Regions from separate parts of the Homo sapiens genome. Here region 2 is linked to region 1. Evidence: read pairs that join two places in POLR2A ChIA-PET (ENCODE). Cell type or tissue: OCI-LY7. All regions are shown on one strand. Each heading gives the region's core, and the rest is flanking DNA. Links, peaks and the distances in the headings are about the cores only. Region 1 overlaps RIPOR2 (RHO family interacting cell polarization regulator 2). Region 2 has its middle 37 kb from the start of RIPOR2.

Region 1 (4,401 bases), core at 206-4,205:
GCAACCTCCGCCTCCCGGGTTCAAGTGATTCTCCTGCCTCAGCCTCCCGTGTAGCTGGGATTACAGGCGCGTACCACCAGGCCTGGCTAATGTTTTGTATTTTTAGTAGAGACGAGGTTTCAACATGTTGGCCAGGCTGGTCTCGAACCCCTGACCTTGTGTTCTGCCCGCATCAGCCTCCCAAAGTGCTGGGATTATAGGCGTGAGCCACCACGCCCAGCTGTAGTAGGCTTTTTTAAAGGTTCTAAGTTGACTTTCACTTCACAATATCTTTCCTTTTTCTCTCATGATCAGGGGAAACATTAAAAAAAGAGACGTATCTGTAAAGGTCTTCCAAGGTGATTTATTTATTCTGTGTCCCTGGGTCTGATGCAGTCCCTGGTTTGCAGGTTATCCCATGTTGCCCCTTTCTGTCCATCTCCATCTTCTGTCTCCTGGAGGGCTCACCTGTAGGGACCACGTCAGTGGCCGCCCTGTGATGTCCAGGTGGGTCTAGCCAATGGGGATCCCCAACAGGAGATGAAAGTGAGGTGGGAATATGCATTCCCTGGCTCCTCCCTATGAGGTCACCTTGGGCCCCAGTATCCCCTGCATCCCCATCCCCCTTGTAACTCGTCTCATTGTAAATAAGCTTCCTTGAATTATTCTAACATGAGGGAGCCGTCAGCTTCCTGACATTGGCTTGATTGATAATCATTAATCATTACCTATTATTGAAAAATTTAAAGTATCTGCTTTTATCCAGTCATTCATATTTTAAAAATATTTCTTCTTCAGGTAGCTCCTTTAATTTAATTTAATTTTCATTTCTCTTTCCATTGTAGGCCAGTGATGTTATTGCATGTAATCCTGTTTAATTCTTTTCCAACTCCCTGCCCCCACCTATGCAAAGATCTTCCCAAAGTTTAGTTCCTCCCTAATTCATAAAGTTGGGACCATTAACTTCAGGAGCTACTTTTAGGAGGAATTACAGGCCCAGAAGCCCTATTGCTTAAAACTTTGTCACTGACTGTTAAACTTCAAAATCTTCATGGACATTATTTTGGAGCCTGATTTATATCTGGAACTGAGGTCTCAGTAAGGTTAAATGAGCTGTCACTACTACTCAGGCAAAGCTAGAGAAAGCTCTAGAGTCTCAAGGTAGCTTAAAACACAAGGGAACACACACCGAAGCCATAACTGAGGCTCCTCCTGGCTGTGCTCTATTCCTTTCTCTCATACTCCTGCTCCTAGGCTCTGAATCCAGCTGCATGCTAAAAAGGCCTGTGCCTCCTCTGTAAACCTGGAAACCATTAGATACCCTAGCTAGCTCCAGGGTCTAATGCCTCTTTCCTTCCTAAGTCACTCTTTCACAGCCTGCACCTCCCCCAACTAACACACATTTTATGCAAAATCAGGATACTGGATACAAGATTCATCCCCATGGGCCCAGCACAGTTTCACTTTGCAGAGGTGAAAGTGGAAATCCAACTCCTGCAGCACAGCTTGCTCAACCCACAAAGCCTTCTTTGGTAGCAGGAACCTGGCCCCACTGCCCCTCTTTCCTTCTCTGCTCACATAGAATCCACATCCCTGGCAGCTTTGGAGAGGAGCTGTGACAACAGGATAGAGTGCTGTCATCCTCCATAATTAGCCAGGCTAGCAAGACTGCTGTAATATCACTACGTTGACAGTGCTCTTGCACCTAATAAATTATTCACGCCACCGAAGTGTAATCGCTGTCACATTCAAAATAGGTCATTCATGCTAAGGCTGCTGGAGATGAAAATTTCACAGCAATGGTAACAAATCCAAGAGCTTTGGTTTAAGCAAATCTCCAAAGAAAGTGGCTTCTCCAAGCAATCCCATATTAAATATCTTTTATGGAATCCCGGCTATGTTTTCATTAGCAGCAGCAAGAAGAGACTGAAACAGCTGTCTGCTGGCAGGAGTGAGAGTTGGGGGATGGAAGGCTGTATTTCAGCCTCTTCCTTTCCTGACCCTCCCCCAAAAAGCCTCAAGGGGCTGCTTGAGGAAGATAAATGTGAACACCTGCTCTCGTTTGTTCTCTGCACACAAGACGATGGCTAAGTCACAATGAGGATAAGCCCTGTACATCTAGAAGAGCAAACGTACACAGGCCTCTCTGAGAAGTGCCTCTCAGCTGTGGGGTTTGCATTCACAGAGGAATTCAAGTTCAACAGCTGTAGGCCGTGTGCCCCTGCATTTCATATCCTAATTCACACACGTTTGAGCCTCTTCACCACTGAGAATACACTCGCCCTCTTGTCGGCAGTAGATACTATTCGACTCAAGTGCCTGGTGGAATACAAATATTGGACTGGTGATTTCGGTGTTTGGAGAGTTATTGGTGTTGTTACTATGTTATTTTAATGGTTTTTGAGGACTGTCTTACAGAAGGAAGAACAATTATTCCCCAGAATTAGAATAAAGAGAAGTGATTGAAGATATAACCTGTGGGATTTGAGTTAAAATAAAAGCAAATGTGGTGCCTACTAGCTATTGACTGTTAAATGGATGTGTGACTGATGGAGACAGATAAATCTCCTTTGGAGGGAAAAAGGGAGGGAGCTGAGCACTGGGGCTGATTGCTTGCCAGCCTTCTGTTAGGAACATAGACCAAACACCTCTTTAGGTCTCTTCCAGCTGAAATTCTATGAATGTATGGCCTTGGAGCAAAAGGGCAAGAAATGCAAGCATGTGAACTTGGTATGCATAGCACCAAATGCAGGAGAGCATGTGAAGATAAAGCATTCCCTGATGCATTCCCACAATTATCATGTTTACAGAACACTGCTTCCCAGGACATTAAGCTCTCAACTTCAAATATTCACCTCCAAGAAGCCAGCCCTTTCCCTCTGATCTTTCCTTAAATTGCCCTTTAGTGTTCTGAACAGTTTGCATTGTATTACTGAACTCATGGTCTTATGGAACACACCATATAGGTTATATAGCCCAATCCCTATAAGCTAGAGATAAATCTATGAATAATTTTCTATTATGTATATGCTGCTTTATAGGCAACATTTCAACAACTATTTCCTGAATGTTCGCTATTCTGAGTACTTAGAATGGGACTTCATGAAGTCATCCACAATTTATATGTATACTATAAACTTAACTGTCCAAAACTGGACTCCTGATTCCGCATCACAGCAATACCCTTCCTCACCTTAAGTCTACTCCTCCAGCAGCAGTCTTCATTTCAGTAAAGAGCAATGTTATCCTTCCAGATGCTTAGGCCAAAGCCCTGGAATCATCCTTGACCACTTTTTCCCATACCCCCAGTATTCAGCCAGTATCAGGCCAGGTAAGGATCCCATGAGCTCTTCTGGAATATGTCAGTAGTCTCCTAACCTACCTTTTCCCCTATTCCCCCATCTTTCTTTCCAAGACAACAGTCAGAATGATCCTTTTGTAAGGTAAATCAGATTGCATTACTTTGCTCAACACTGGCCAATGGCTCCCCATCTCATAGAGTAAAAACTCAAATCCTTACAGTAACCTATAAGGCTTTACAGGAGCTGAACTCCCCAAAACCTCTTAGATCTCTCTCTCTCTCTTTTTTTTTGAGGAGACAGAGTCTTGCTCTGTCACCCAGGCTGGAGTGCAGTGGCATGATCTCGGCTCACTGCAGCCTCTGCCTCCTGAGCACAAGCAGTTCTCCTGTCTCAGCCTCCTGAGTAGCTGGGACTATAGGCACGTGCCACCACACCCAGCTATTTTTTTTTTTTTTTAGTAGAGACGCTGTTTCACTATGTTGGCCAGGCCGGTCTCAAATACCTGATCTCAAGTGATCCTCCAACCTTGGTCTTCCAAAGTGCTAGCATTACAGGCGTGAGCCACCATGCCCAGCCTTAGATCTTCTACCATTCTCTGCCTTGCTCACATTGGTTTCCTTACTATTCCTGGAACACTCTCCCCAGACCTCCATATGTTCAGACCTTGACTTCAAACCTCTGGGCATTTGTCAGTAAAGTCTTCCCTGACCACCATGTCCTATTCTGCCCACCCTGCACTTAATTTTTTCCCATAACACTTATCGCCCCCCCCGACCCTGATGTACTGTATTTTTATAGGCTTGTCTATTGTCTGCCTCGCTTCTCTGCAATATAACTTCACAAGGCTGGGACTTTGTTATATTCACTGCTGTACCTGAGAGCCAGAACAGAACTGAACCAAGCATGTGGAAGACTTTCAATTGATATTCTTTCTTTCTTTCTTTCTTTTTTTTAAAATTTGAGACAGAGTCTCACTCTGTCGCCCAGGCTGGAGTGCAATGGCGCAATCTCGGCTCACTGCAACCTCCACCTCCTGGGTTCAAGCAATTCTCTTGCCTCAGCCTCCTGAGTAGCTGGGATTACAGATGTGTGCCACCACGCCCAGCTAAGTTTTGTATTT
Region 2 (4,401 bases), core at 209-4,208, 54 kb after region 1:
CACAGCATGGGTTTATGGGCAACAAGGCAGCCTGCCATCATTGCCTTACTGCCAAGAAGACTTCGATCAGGGAGATCAGGGTGACATGTTGTCTCTGGATTTAGCAAGTCATTGACAAGCACTTTTAGGATATCCCATAGACATGGAGACACATGTGCTGGATATAGGGATACAGGAATGATTTGAGCAGGTTGTGATTAACTAGCTGAATGCCAACCTGGCAGGAGTGCTCTCGCAGCCTGTTATGGCTCTTTTCTATCACTGGTCCTTTCAAAATGTTGACTGATAGTTCAGGATGGGTGCTTTGCAAATTTATTTTTGGCACCAATATTTTTCTTTCTTCCTATGCGTGGTTAATAGAAAGCCCAGGATACAAAACAGATGAAAGATCTGTTCTGACTAAATGATTTGATGACATTGAGGAGGGTTCCCCTCATTTCCTGAAGCAGCTATGAACATTTAGGGCTCTGTGTCTTGAAAACTTTGGAGCTAGATGGAACCATGAAGGCAGATCCCAACGCCGGCAGGCAGTGACTTGTTGAGCCTTGAGCACTGAACTCCAAATCCCAGGAGGAAATGAGGTCCATTACTTGATAACTTGGCTTTGAAAATCAGCAAATATAGTTATGACTTTGAGCAAGTTTAATGAGTCTTGCCAAGTGTCAAATTCTTCAACTATAAAATGAGGAGAGTAATTGTACCTACTTCATAGAGTATTTGTGCAAATCAAAATGGAATAATGAATATAGAGCTTTCGACATATTATTATTATTATCATCAATAAGGGGCAAAAAAGTGAGATTTCCATGGAGTTTATGTTGCCACTGTGTAGTGGTAGGACAGCTACACAATTATCTTTACTTGATAGAACCAAAACGTTTCTATCCTTTAATTGCCTTTACTTGATCGAACCAAATTCAGCAAGATGGCATGTAACAGGGTAAAGAAAAAAATTTATATTTGAATCTTACAAAGATATGCAGAAATATAGATATGGAATTTGTTAGCAGTCTATGGAGAAAAAAATGTAGGCAGTTTAGGTAACAGTGAAACTCAATGTAAAAGTCAACCATATGTAGTCAGCAACAACAACAAAACAGGGCTAAATGCAATCTTAACCTGCATAACTTAGAACATTTCCATTTTTCCTGCTCCTGGTCAGTTCACATCCCTCATCTCAGGACTCACACTACAGGGAACTGAGAGATTGGACCATTCAGAGGAGGCTGGTGAAGGCCCGGACAGAAACCATTACGTTAGAAGAACAGTTGCAGGCATTATGACATTTACCCTGAAGAAGAGAGGTCTCAGAGGAGGGTAATACAACAGAGGTTTTCAGATATGTGGGTAGGCTTCAGGGGTTTTATGATGTCTCAAAGGGATATTATAATGCCTCATGGAGTGAAACTAGGAGGTGGAAGCTTCAGAGAGGTAGATTTAAGCTCTATATAACAAATAACTCTCCAGGAATAAAGTTATTTGTCCAGCATTACAATGACTGCCTTGGGAGGTAATAAATTCCCTGTCACTGGATGTGTGTATAATTTGGCAGCATATGTTATGGAAGGAACTCACAGGTGGTTAAGTCTGGACAAATTTTAGAAGCTTTTTCACCCTTGAAAAATCTGTTTTACTAATAAATTATGAAATGCTGAGTAATGACTTTATTTTATGGGTGGAGACAGGGATAGAATTTCTTTATAGAAAACGTCTGTTAATGTGAATCTTGGATCTGTAGCCATGCTGGAGATGGGCTTGCTCCACTGCTGAGGGACATACGTGCATCCCAGCTCTTTTAATTATCTATGGCACAAATTTGAAAATAAAGTAATGAAAGGAGAGGAAGGAAGGAAAGAAGAGAGGGAAAAAGAAAGCATCTATTAACATATATTCATTTGATCTGAATAAACATTTCTCCAAAAAACATATTTAAATAGTCAATTAGCTGCAGAGAATAGGGAATGCTTATACACTGTTGGTGGGAATGTAAATTAGTTTTGCCACTATAGAAAGCAGTCTGAAGATTCTCAAAGAATGTAGAACAACATTCGACCCAGCAATCTCATTACTGGGTATATATCCAAAAGAACATCATCCTTCTAGGCTGGGCTTGGTGGCTTATGCCTGTAATCCCAGCACTTTGGGAGGCTGAGGCGGGTGGATCACAAGGTCAGGAGATCAAGACCATCCTGGCCAACATGGTGAAACCCCCGTTTCTACTAAAAATACAAAAAAAAATTAGATGGGTGTGGTGGCGTGCGTCTGCTACTTGGGAGGCTGAGGCAGGAGAATAGCTTGAACCTGGAAGGCAGAGATTGCAGGGAGCTGAGATCACACCACTGCACTCTAGCCTAGTGACAGAGTGAGACTGCATCTCAAAAAAAAAAAAAAAAGTCATCCTTCTACCAAAAAGACATATGCACTCACATGTTCATCACAGCACCATTCACAATAGCAAAGACATGGAATCAATCTAGGTGCCCATCAATGGTGGACTGAATAAAGAAAATATGGTATATATACACCATGGAATACAATGCAGCCACAAAAAAAGAATTAAATCATGTCCTTAGCAGCAACATGGATGCAGCTGGAGGTCATTATCCTAAGTGAATTAATGTAGGAACAGAAAACCAAATACCACATATTCTTACTTATAAGTGGGAGCTAAATCTTGGGGACACATGGACATAAAGATGGGAATGATAGACACTTGGGATGACTAGAGGACGGAGAGAAGGAGAGGGATAAGGGTTGAAAAAGTAACTACTGGGTACTATGTTCACTACCTGGGTGACCTGGGTCAATTGTACCCCAAAACTCAGCATTACACAATATACTCATGTAACAATCCTGCACATGTGCTCGTTGAGTCTAATAAGTTGTGTTGGGTGGTGGCTCATGCCTGTAATCCCAGCACTTTGGGAGGCAGAGGTGGGAGGACTGTTTGAGCCCAGGAGTTAGAGACCAGCCTGGGTAACATAGTGAGACCTCCTCTCTGCAAGGAAAAAAATAAGATTAGCTGGATGCGGTGGTGAGCACCTGTGGTCCTAGTTATTGAGGATCACTTGAGCCCAGGAGTTCCAGGCTGCAGTGAGCCGTGATCGTGCCTCTGCACTCCAGCCCTGGGTGACAGAGCAGCATCCTGTCTCAAAACCAAAAAACAAACAAACAAAAAAACCCAATTGAAATTATAAAATATGTTCAACATCATTAGTCATCAGGGAAAATGGAAATCAAAACCACAAGAGAGTATTTCACACCCAGCAGGATGGCTACAACACACTGATAATCACAAGCGTTGAGGAAGATGTGGAGAAACTGGAGCCCCTATACATTGCTGGTGGGAATGTAAAATGGTGCAGTAGCTTTGGAAAGGAGCTTCGCAGTTCCTCAAAAGGTACCATAGCACTCAGCAATTCCATTCCCAGTTATATACCCAAGAGAAATGAAGATATTTGTCCACACAAAAACATGTATGCAAATGTTTGTGGCAGCATTATTCATCATAGCCAAAAATGGAAACAACTGTTCATCAACTGATGAATAGATAAAGTGTGGTATAGTCATACAGTGCAAGATTACTTGGCAACAAAAAGTAAGAGGTATTGATACACGCTACAGCATAGATGAACCATTAAAATATTATGCTAAGTGAAAGAAGCCAGTCACAAAAAACTACATATTGTATGAGTTTATGGAAATAAAATGTAAAGAATAAGCTAATCTTCAGAGACAGAAAGTAGACTGGTGGTTGCCAGGAGCTGGGGTGAAAGGAGAAGTGGGAAGTGACTGCTAATGGGTATGGGGTTTCTTTTAATGGTAATAAAAATATTCTAAAATTGATCATGGTGATAGTAGTACAGCTCTGTGAATATACTAAAAGCCATTGAATTATACACTTTAAATTGGTGAACTGTACGGTATGTGAATTAAATCTCAATACAGCTAAAATAAATAATGAATCTCTACTTATCTTCATTTGTAAATTTCACCAAACTACTAACTTTTAATTGTAGAAGTTTAAACACAAAGAATGTAGAGATATTTACAGCATGTATAACAGAGAATGGGAAATATACTTTAATAAGGAACTCTTCCAAATCAAATAAACAAATATAAAGAAATAAGAAAAAGATGTACAGCACGGTAAAAAACTAGGCAAACGACACAATATGCAAGAGAAGTACAGATGAACAGAAAATTCAGAAAAGCATGGGATGGTGAAAAGGGGAGACATTGATTAAAGGGTACAAATATTCAGTTATCAGACCTAATGTTCAGCATTGTGACTACAGTTAATAATAATGTATTGTTAGCCAGGCCCAGTGGTGCACACCTGTAGTCCCAGCTACTCGGGAGTCTGAGGCAGGAGGATTGCTTCAACCCAGGAGTTTAAGC

Evidence for each region. ChIA-PET counts read pairs that join two places held together with the same protein. Peaks named below come from ENCODE experiments on the same cell type or tissue, not always from the same donor. Only the 100,000 strongest peaks of a DNase experiment are listed, where the experiment ranks them.
Region 2: POLR2A ChIA-PET joins it to region 1 with 7 read pairs; 7 of 35 experiments call an interaction of 5 or more read pairs at or near these places.

Annotation. Positions count from the first base shown.
Region 1 is chr6:24,917,607-24,922,007 of GRCh38, forward strand. All of the region lies in intron 1 of RIPOR2 (RHO family interacting cell polarization regulator 2), which reads right to left. Among named protein-coding and RNA genes, the nearest start is that of RIPOR2, 16 kb to the right of the region's middle. RefSeq lists an enhancer at 303-802. In OCI-LY7, for the core only: no CTCF peak of the experiment used is centred there; DNase peaks (open chromatin) are centred at 1,455 and 2,075; H3K4me3 peaks cover 2,658 bases; H3K27ac peaks cover 3,516 bases.
Region 2 is chr6:24,971,219-24,975,619 of GRCh38, forward strand. It overlaps a transcript of RIPOR2 not described here. Among named protein-coding and RNA genes, the nearest start is that of RIPOR2, 37 kb to the left of the region's middle. In OCI-LY7, for the core only: no CTCF peak of the experiment used is centred there; no DNase peak of the experiment used is centred there.